Regions from separate parts of the Homo sapiens genome. Here region 2 is linked to region 1. The links are chromatin loops, found by intact Hi-C in ENCODE. Cell type or tissue: heart left ventricle. All regions are shown on one strand. Links, peaks and the distances in the headings refer to the core of each region. The heading gives the core; the rest is flanking DNA.

Region 1 (4,827 bases), core at 293-4,292:
CAGGACACATATATTTGCAGCTCTAATAGGAAACAGACTCTCCTTGACACTCACTCAGTCCTTTTGGGCCTTTTAGTTTTCCCTTTCATTGTTGTATTGATAACTTCTCCTGTAGAGGGAAGCCATTGATAATTATTTAAATAGAACCTTTTTCCTGGAAACTTGCTGAATTCTGATAGCTGTCAGTTTATTATTTGAACCATCAAATATAAATATTTTCTCTGCATATTTTCATTGTTTTAATGTGTATAACTCATTTCTTTATGTGAGGCAATGTCTCATTCTATCGCCTAGACTGGAGTGCAGTGGCGCGACCATGGCTCACTGCAGCCTTGACTTCCCCAGCTCAAGTGATGGTCCCATCTCAGCCCCCCAAGTAGCTGAGAATACAGTCGCGTACCACCCCACCCAGCTATTTTCTTTATTTTTTTGTAGAGATGGGATCGCACTATGTTGCTGAAGCTGGTCTCAAACTCCTGAGCTCAAGCTATCCTCTCACCTCAGCCTCCCAGAGTGCTAGGGGTACAGGTGTAAGCCACCACACCCAGAGTCATTTCTTTTTCTTATTGTTTGTTTAGGGCTTCCTCAACTATAAGTCGGAAAGAAATTAAGCATTCTTGTCTTGGTCGGTAATGATTACCAAAGTTCCTCAGTAAGCTGTTTACAACAGGTTGCACCTCTTATCAAGTTAATCTTTTTAAACCAGGTTTATAAAGATATTTTATCAATAATTTTTTATGAACACTATCAAATGTTTATGCAACAATTGAGTTGATAACATAATTTTGCTCCTCTTAGTTTATAATATGATATCCATATAAAATATTTAATTTTAGGCAAGGCGCAGTGGCTCATGCCTGTAATCCCAGCACTTTGGGAGGCCGAGGCCGGTGGATTACCTGAGGTCAGGTGTTCAAGACCAGCCTGGCTACCATGGTGAAACCCCATCTCTACTAAAAATACAAAAAATTAGCTGGGCATGGTGGCGGGTGCCTGTAATCCCAGCTACTCAGGAGGCTGAGGCAAGGAGAATCGCTTGAACCTGGGAGGCAGAGGTTGCAGTGAGCTGAGATCGCGCCATTGCACTCCAGCCTGGGCGACAATAGAAAGACTCCATCTCAAAAATATATATATTCAATTTTATATATCCCCAATGAATCTATACTTTTAGTAAAATGGTTTCTGAGTTTCCTAGTTTGCTTTTAAATGTCTCCCCAAACTCTAAAATATAAAAATACTTCCTAATTTACTTCCAAATTGTACTGCTTTTTAAAACGTATAATTCTTTACTGCTCAGGGAATGTATTTTGGTATAATATGAGGTAGAGATGTGTTATATAAGTGAACCACAGGTGGCCTTTCTGTATTGGTCCCTAGGTTGTTCATTACTTCTTCACTGCGGCTTGAGGTCACCTTCCCAATGCCTGTCCCTGGTGCCCTAGCCAGCTCCCTTTCATCATCTATGTTTTTTAAGTGTAAATCTTTTTCTATTATGAAGCATTATGTTCTCATTGTAGTTTTTTATTTTAAAGGAAAAGTATAAGGAAAAGACAAACAACATTCAGAATCCCAGCAGTGTTTGAATTTTCTGTATTTCCTTTCTGCCTTCTTTGTACGCGTGGGTGGCAAGCCACCCAGGTGCCAAGGCAAGAGACCGAGGGCACAAGCTGTTCCAGTATAATAAAGAAAATATATAGAATAAGAGTAGTTATACTAGAAATAGATTATAGATATGATTGTATATATCATTAATCATTTGTAGCATTACTCTTTATTCCAATATTATAATAATCTTTGTTCTACAATCATAACCTAGGAAAAACCAGGCCATACAGAGATAGGAGCTGAAGGGACATGGTGAGAAGTGACCAGAAGACAAGGGTGAGCCCTCTGTTATGCCTGGACAGAGCCACCAGAGGGCTCCCTGGTCTAGCGGTAATGCCAGCCCCTGGGAAGGAGCCCGTTACCTAGCGGACCTTGGTCTAGCAGTAGCGTCAGTGCCTGGGGAAGGCACCCATTGCTTAGCAGACAGGGAAAGGGAGTCTCCCTTTCCCCGGGGGAGTTAGAGAAGACTCTGCTCACTACCTCTTGCGGAAAGCCTGACATCAGTCAGGCCCGCCCGCAGCCATCCAGAGGCCTAAACGTCTCCCTGTGATGCCGTGCTTCAGTGGTCACACTCCTGGTCCACTTTCATGTTCCACCCTGTACACCTGGTTCTGCCTTCTAATCAGCAGTAGCGGAATTAGTGAAAGTACTAAAGTCTTTGAAATGCATAGAAGAAATAATGGCGTAAGCTGTCCTCTCTCTCTCTCCACCTCAGCTGCCAAACAGGGAAGGGCCCCCTGTCTGGTGGACACGTGACTCGCGTGACCTTACCTATCATTGGAGATGGCTCACACTCCTTACCCTCCCTCCTTGTCTTGTATCCAATAAATAACAGTGCAGCCAGGCATTCGGGGCCGCTACTGGTCTCTGCACCTTGGTGGTAGTGGTTCCCCGGACCCAGCTGTCTTTTTGTCTATCTCTTTGTCTTGTGTCTTTATTTCTATGATCTCTTGTCTCCACACACGAAGAGAAAAACCCACAGACCCAGTAGGGCTGCTTCCTACAGTACGCATAACAGTAGGTTTTTTTATTGTTTGTTTGTTTTTGACTCAGTCTCGCTCTGTCGCCCAGGCCGGAGTGCAGTGGTGCAATCTCAGCTCATTGCAACCTTCACCTCCTGGGTTCAAACAATCCTCCTGCCTCAGCCTCCCGAGTAGCTGGGATTACAGGCATGTGCCACAACACCCGGCTAATTCTGTATTTTTAGTAGAGATGGAGTTTCTCCATGTTGGTCAGGCTGGTCTCGAACTCCTGACCTCAGGTGATCCACCTGCCTTGACCTCCCAAAGTGCTGGGATTACAGGTGTGAGCCACCATGCCCGGCCAATCAGAAGTAATTTCAATTTTTCATCTGCCATGCAAAAAAGGTGAGGGATTGCAAAGGCAATAGCCTCTGGTCCTTTTGTTACTTGGGCATGGAAAGTGGGGTTTCCTTTTGATCTAGTTCTAGAAAGTCAGCGTGATTGGCCTTAGGTTCCCTTCCTCTAGACCCTATTCTACCTCAACACTGAAACTTGGAAAGGAAGCTTCTTCCTCCTTCCTTGTCTTCCAGCACCCTACACTGGTAATGGGTAAAAGAGAAATATTTATAAGGCCCATCTCCATTATCACAAAGCAGAAAAAAAGGACAAATTTGTAGCATAAGTAATAAATCTATAACTAGGACAGTGGTCAAAGCATGTTTTGCCTTGGTTTTCCTTTACTGACAGACCAGGTCCTAGCAACACCAAGAATTGGTTCATGGTATCCAGACTGCTTTTCCTCCCAATTTGTGGCAGGTCAATTCTCCCTGACAATCACACAGACAGGCCTGCATGACAGTCACACAGACAGACCTGCACAGCACTTCTGTTACACAGACAAATTTCCACAAAACTGCCTTAACATTGAGCAAATAGTTAAATCTAGGGAAATCAGTGCCCAGACATCAAAGCTAGAAATGAAACACATGGTCAGTTGAAGCTTCACACGGGCTTCTCCCTAACCTGGAGCAAGCCAAAATAATACAGACAGTCTTACATTCCTAGTACCAGCACGTGTCTCAGGTGGACGAAATCTGAGATGAGTCAAGATAACAGAGGCAGCTGTTTGAATAGATTCACTGGAGAGTCTAAGGCAGCTCTCTGGACCCAAGCTGTAAAGGAGATAATGTGTCCAGAGTTGGTTCCTGCTGGTGGGTTTGTGGTCTTGCTGACTTCAAGAATGAAGCTGCGGACCTTTGCAGTGAGTGTTACAGCTCTTAAAGATGGCATGGACCCAAAGAGTGAGCAACGTTTATTGTGAAGAGCGAAAGGACAAAGCTTCCACAGCGTGGAAGGTGACCCTAGCGGGTTGCCTTGCTGGCTGGGGGGGGGTGGCCAGCTTTTATTCCCTTATCGACCCCTCCCATGTTCCGTTTCTGTCCTATCAGAGTGCCCTTTTTTCAATCCTCCCTGTGATTGGCTACTTTTAGAATCCTGCTGATTGGTGCGTTTTACAGAGTGCTGATTGGTGCATTTTACAATCCGCTTGTAAGACAGGAAAGTTCCCCAAGTCCCCACTCAACTCAGGAAGTCCAGCTGGCCTCACCTCTCAATTATCCCTCTAAACAGGTCACCCAACAGCTGTTGGGAACTGGGTGATGACCGCTCTGGGCTACTTCCTGCCGGATAGGGGTGAAGAAGGGGCCCTGCAGTTGTAGTGTCCTCCAGAGGGGAACTCTCTAGGCCAGTGAAAGGGCCAGTGGGTCAGTCCAGGGGTCCTCAGTAGAAGTTCTGAGTTGAGCTCATTTGGGGTTCCATTTGTAAGACCCTCTGTAGCTTGATGGCCTCGATCCTGGAGGAAACAAATTTGACAAGGTTGTTAAAAATACAGGACCCAAAGGCAAGTAATAGCAAGATGGCTGTCCTGAGACTGAGAAAGGGGAGAAGCCATGTTGCCCAACTCCAGAGGTTGGTATAAGAGTTTGAAAGGCGTTGTCTGATTTCAGAAGCCTTTTCCTGTAAACGATAAGCGGCATCTCATACTATCCCTTACTGGTTAGTGTAAAAGCAACACTCTTCCCTTAAGAATGTACAGTCCTCCTTTCTCAGCAGTGAGGAGGTCTAGGCCTCAGCGGTTTTGGACAGTCACTGCCACTAAAGAGTCTATTTGGGATTGTAGAGTAACGATAGATTTTATTTCTTGCAAACTGTTTGAAAAATCTTTTGAGAGTGTGTGGTAATAGGATAATGAAGTAGATAA
Region 2 (4,827 bases), core at 226-4,225, 310 kb after region 1:
CATACTCCCAATAAAAATACCAAAAGTTTTTTTCTGGAGTTAAGTACATTGATACTGAAGTTTATGTGGAGGAACAAACATCTGATAATAACCAAGAAAACAAAAACAAAAGCAATGATGAGCAGCAGATATTAAAACATACTATTGACAGTTTTCATGCAAGGCAAAGAATTACATTATTTTAAAATAAAAATAAAGTCCGGGCACAGTGGCTCACGCCTGTAATCCCAGCAATTTGGGAGGCCGAGGCAGGCAAATTACCTGAAGTCGGGGGTTTGATACCAGCCTGGCTAACATGGTGAAACCCTGTCTCTACTAGAAGTACAAAAATTAGCAAGCGTGGTGGCACATGCTTGTAATCCCAGCTACTTGGGAGGCTGAGGCAGGAGAGTTGCTTGAGCCTGGGAGATGAAGGTTGCAGTGAGCCGAGATTGTGCCACTGAATTGCAGCCTGGCTGACAGAGTGAGACTCTGTCTAAAAAATTAATTAATTAATTAATTTAAAAAACATACTATAAAGCCTCTATAATTAAAACTATGTGGTACTAGCACGTGAAACAGAAACTAATAAAATATCAAAAAATAGACCCATGAACATGTAGAAATTTGGTTCATAAATGTATTTTGCCAGATGCGGTGGCTCATGCCTGTATCCTAGCAATTTGGGAGACTGAGGCAGGAGGATCACTTGAGGTCAGGAGTTCAAAACCAGCCTGCCCAACATGGTGAAACCCCATCTCTATTAAAAATACAAAAACATAGCCGGGTTCGGTGGCTCATGCCTGTAATCCCAGAACTTTGGGAAGCCGAGGCAGCCGGATCATGAGGTCAGGAGTTCGAGACTAGTCTGACCAACATGGTGAAATCCCATCTCTACTAAAAATACAAAAATTAGCTGGGTGTGGTGATGCATGCCTGTAATCTCAGCTACTCAGGAGGCTGAGGCAGGAGAATTGCTTGAACCCAGAAGGCGGAGGTTGCAGTAAGCTGAGATCGCACCACTGCACTCCAGCCTGGGCAACAGAGTGAGACTCTGTCTCAAAAAAGAAAAAAAATTTAGCCAAGCATGGCCGAGCATGCTGGCTCATGCCTGTAATCCCAGCACTTTGGGAGGCTGAGGCAGGCAGATCACGACGTCACGAGATCGAGACCATCCTGGCCAACTTGGTGAAACCCCGTCTCTACTAAAAATAGAAAAATTAGCTGGCATGGTGGCGGGTGCCTGTAATCCCAGCTACTCAGGAGGCCGAAGTAGGAGAATCGCTTGAACCCAGGAGGCGGAGGTTGCAGTGAGCCAAGATCGCTCCCCTGCACTCCAGCCTGGCGATAGAGCGAGACTCCGTCTAAAAAAAAAAAAAAAAAAATTAGCCAAGCGTTGTGGTGGGCGCCTGTAAGCCCAGCTACTCGGGTGGCTGAGGCAAGAGAATTGCTCAAACCTGGGAGGCAGAGGTTGCAGTGAGCCGAGATCACGCCATTTCACTCCAGCCTGGCGACACAGCGAGACTCTGTCTCAAAAAAAAAAAAAAAAAAAAAAAAAAAAGCCGGGTGCATTGGCTGATGCCTATAATTCCAGCACTTTTGGAGGCAGAGGCGGGTGGATCACCTGAGGTCACGAGTTAGAGACCATCCTGACCAACATGAAGAAACCCCGTCTCTGCTAAAAATACAAAATTAGCTGGGCATGGTGGCACATGCTTATAATCCCAGGTACTCAGGAAGCTGAGGCAGGAGAACCGCTTGAACCCAGGAGGCGGAGGTTGGGGTGAGTGGAGATCGTGCCATTGCATTCCAGCCAGGGCAACAAGAGAGAAACACCGTCTAAAAAAAAAAAGTGGCATTTCAGATAAATGGGGCAAAAAATGCCATTTGTAACAAATGGAAGGTCTAAGATAGCTGGTTAGCCATCTGAGAAAAGATGAAATTAAATCCATACTTCACAGCATATACAAGAATAAACTCCAAGTGGACTAGGGATCTAAGTGTAAAAAATAAAACCACACACGTATTTAGGGTGTTTAAGTGATTTCTTGGCTGAGTAAGGAAAAAGATGTTACCACAAGGCGGCAGTAGCACACAAGCTTCATTTGGGATGTGCTTTGACAGGTTAGCAGTGGGGGAGGTAGCAAACAGCAAGAGAATATCCACAGGCTTCTACCTGTGGGTCGCTGCTCAGAAAGGGTGGAAAGGAAGAAAGACTCTCAGAGGAGAAGGGGAATCAAAGAGGGGGCTTATAAATAACTAAATGATGATATTCACCAGACTGGCAGCATATCTTCCAGTTAAAAAGCTCTGAAGGATAAGTCTGGCCAATATGGTGAAACTCCGTCTCTACTAAAAATACAAAAATTAGCAGGTATGGTGCCAGGTGCCTATAATCCCAGCTACTTGGGAGGCTGAGGCAGGAGAATCGCTTGAACCCAGGAGATGGAGGCTGCAGTGAGCTGAGATTGTGCCCCTGTACTCCAGCCTGGGTGGCAGAGCAAGACCCTGCATCAGAAAAAAAAAAAAAAAAAAGCTCTGAAGGACCGCAGGGGTATGGGGTTTTCATAGCCCTGGAGTTATCTTATCTATGGCTGTCAGATATTGGATATAATTTCAGAGAATACAAAGCAGGCGCACTCGAAATGGCTAAAAATAGGCTTGTTCAGGCTATGTTTCAAACAATCCAGTGTGTTAAAATTGCAGTTTGGCAGGGGTAGGCTATTGTGAATACTAGTGAGACAAACATTGGTGTACAAATATCTCTGAGTCCCTGCTCTGAACAGTTTTGGATATGCCAAAGTGGAATATCTGGATCACATGGTAATTCTGTTTAATCGTTCTTTTTTTTTCTTTTTTTTGAGACAGGGTCTCACTCTATTGTCTAGGCTCGAATGCAGTGACGTGATCATGGATCACTGCAGTCCTCAACTTACTGGGCTCAGGTAATCCTCCCACCTCAACCTCCCAGGTAGCAGAGATTACAGGTGCATGCCACCACCATCCTTGGCTGAATTAAAAAAAATTTTTTTGTAAAGACCATATTTCACCATATGCCCAGGCTGGTCCTGAAGTCCTAATCTCAAGGAATCCCCTGGCCTCAGCCTCCCGAAGTGCTGGGATTACAGGTGTGAGCCATCACATCCAGCATGGTTTTGATTTTCATTTTCATGATGTTTAGTGATGTTGAGCATCGTTTCATGAGCATCTTTTCGTGTGTTTATTGGCCATCTGTATATCTTCTTTGGTGATATTATTCAAGTCCTTTTTCTGTATTGAAATGAGTTTTGTTGTTGTTACTCTTGGGTTCTAGAAATTTTAAAAATAAACTCTGGATATTTGTCCCCAGTCAGATACAGGACTTGCAAATATTTTCTCCCATTTGTAGATTGTCTTTTTACTCTCTTGTTATTATGCTTTGATGCACAAAATTTGTATCATTGATTAGGTTCAACTCATAATTTTTCTTGTGTTGCCTGTGTGGTTGATGTCATAACTGAGAAGTCATTTCCAGTTGAAGCTTTCTCACCTATGTTTTCTTCTAATAGTTTTCCAGCTCTAGCTCTTACACTACACTAAGGTTTTTGATCCATTTTTAAAAAATCATGCCACATTATTATTATTATTATTATTAAGATGGAGTCTTGCTCTGTCACCCAGGCTGGAGTGCAGTGGCACAATCTCAGCTCACTGCAAACTCTGCCTCCCAGGTTCAAGTGATTCTCCTGCCTCAGCCTCCTGGGTAGCTGGGATTACAGGCGCCTGCCACCATGGCCAGCTAATTTTTGTATTTTTAGTAGAGATGGGGTTTCACCATATTGGCTATGCTGGTCTCGAACTCCTGACCTTGTGATCCACCTGCCTTGGCCTCCCAAAGTGCTGGGATTACAGGTATGAGCCACCACGCCCATCCTTCATCCATTTTAAGTAAATTTTTATATATGGTATAAGGTTAGGGTCCAACTCCATTCTTATGTATGTCTATATCTCAGTTCCTCCCCCATATAATCCTGTCCCCAGGGAATCAACAACCCATGCTCTTCCTAGTCACCTCCTTGAACATGTCCCTCCCCCAGGAAACCTCCAACATGAGATAGAACAATGTAGAAAGGACATTCAAAACTTCCCTTTCCCTTGTTTGTCAAAGGAATCCGCCCCAACGGTTGTCCCCTTAAGGGAAGTCCCACTGGGGGGAGGGGGCATTGGTTGCATTAATGCCCTCTTAACCAGCTCAGAAGTCAGAAACTTCAAAAGGGAACTCAAACCATTGTTAGATGACCCTTATTGGGTAGCAGATCAAATTGATCAATTTTTAGGGCCACAGTTGTATACTTGGGCTGAACTAATGTCCATTTTAGATATTCTTTTCTCAGGGGAGGAAAGGACTGTGATCCACAGGGCCACTGTGATAGTCAGGGAACGTGAACATCCTCCTGGCCAAAACGTTCTGCAGCGGACCAAAAATTTCTGTTCCAAGACCCTCAATGGGACAATCACAATGCAGCTCACCAAGAAAATATGAGGGATCTCGGGGAAATGATAATTAAAGGAATTCGGGAACCAGTACCCTGAACTCAAAATATTTCCCGAGCATTCAACATACAACAAAGAAAGGAAGAAGAGCTCATGGAATTTTTAAACAGACTCTAAGAGCAAGTTAGAAAATACGCAGGCTTAGAAATAAGAAGATCCACTTCGGCAAGGATTGTTAAAACTCCACTTTGTCACCAACATTTGGCCAGAAATTACAAAAAAATTGTCAAAAAAATAGAGAATTGGAAAGATAGCTCCATAGAAGAACTTCTAAAGGAGGCCCAAAAGGTATATATGAGAAAAGACAAGGAAAGC

What was found. Hi-C counts contacts between places; a loop is a spot of excess contacts. Peaks named below come from ENCODE experiments on the same cell type or tissue, not always from the same donor. Only the 100,000 strongest peaks of a DNase experiment are listed, where the experiment ranks them.
Region 2: it touches region 1 in a loop (4-fold over the local background); 12 of 110 quality-filtered maps call a loop at or near these places.

Annotation. Positions count from the first base shown.
Region 1 is chr19:9,310,326-9,315,152 of GRCh38, forward strand. No RefSeq gene overlaps it. Among named protein-coding and RNA genes, the nearest start is that of ZNF699, 2.9 kb to the left of the region's middle. RefSeq lists a silencer at 1,788-2,082. In heart left ventricle, for the core only: a CTCF peak has its summit at 1,909 (motif pointing right); a DNase peak (open chromatin) is centred at 1,950.
Region 2 is chr19:9,623,937-9,628,763 of GRCh38, forward strand. It overlaps ZNF561-AS1 (ZNF561 antisense RNA 1), which reads left to right. Exons shown (of 4, transcript NR_122038.1): 2 at 2,848-2,924. Among named protein-coding and RNA genes, the nearest start is that of ZNF561-AS1, 4.9 kb to the left of the region's middle. In heart left ventricle, for the core only: a CTCF peak has its summit at 2,048 (motif pointing right); no DNase peak of the experiment used is centred there.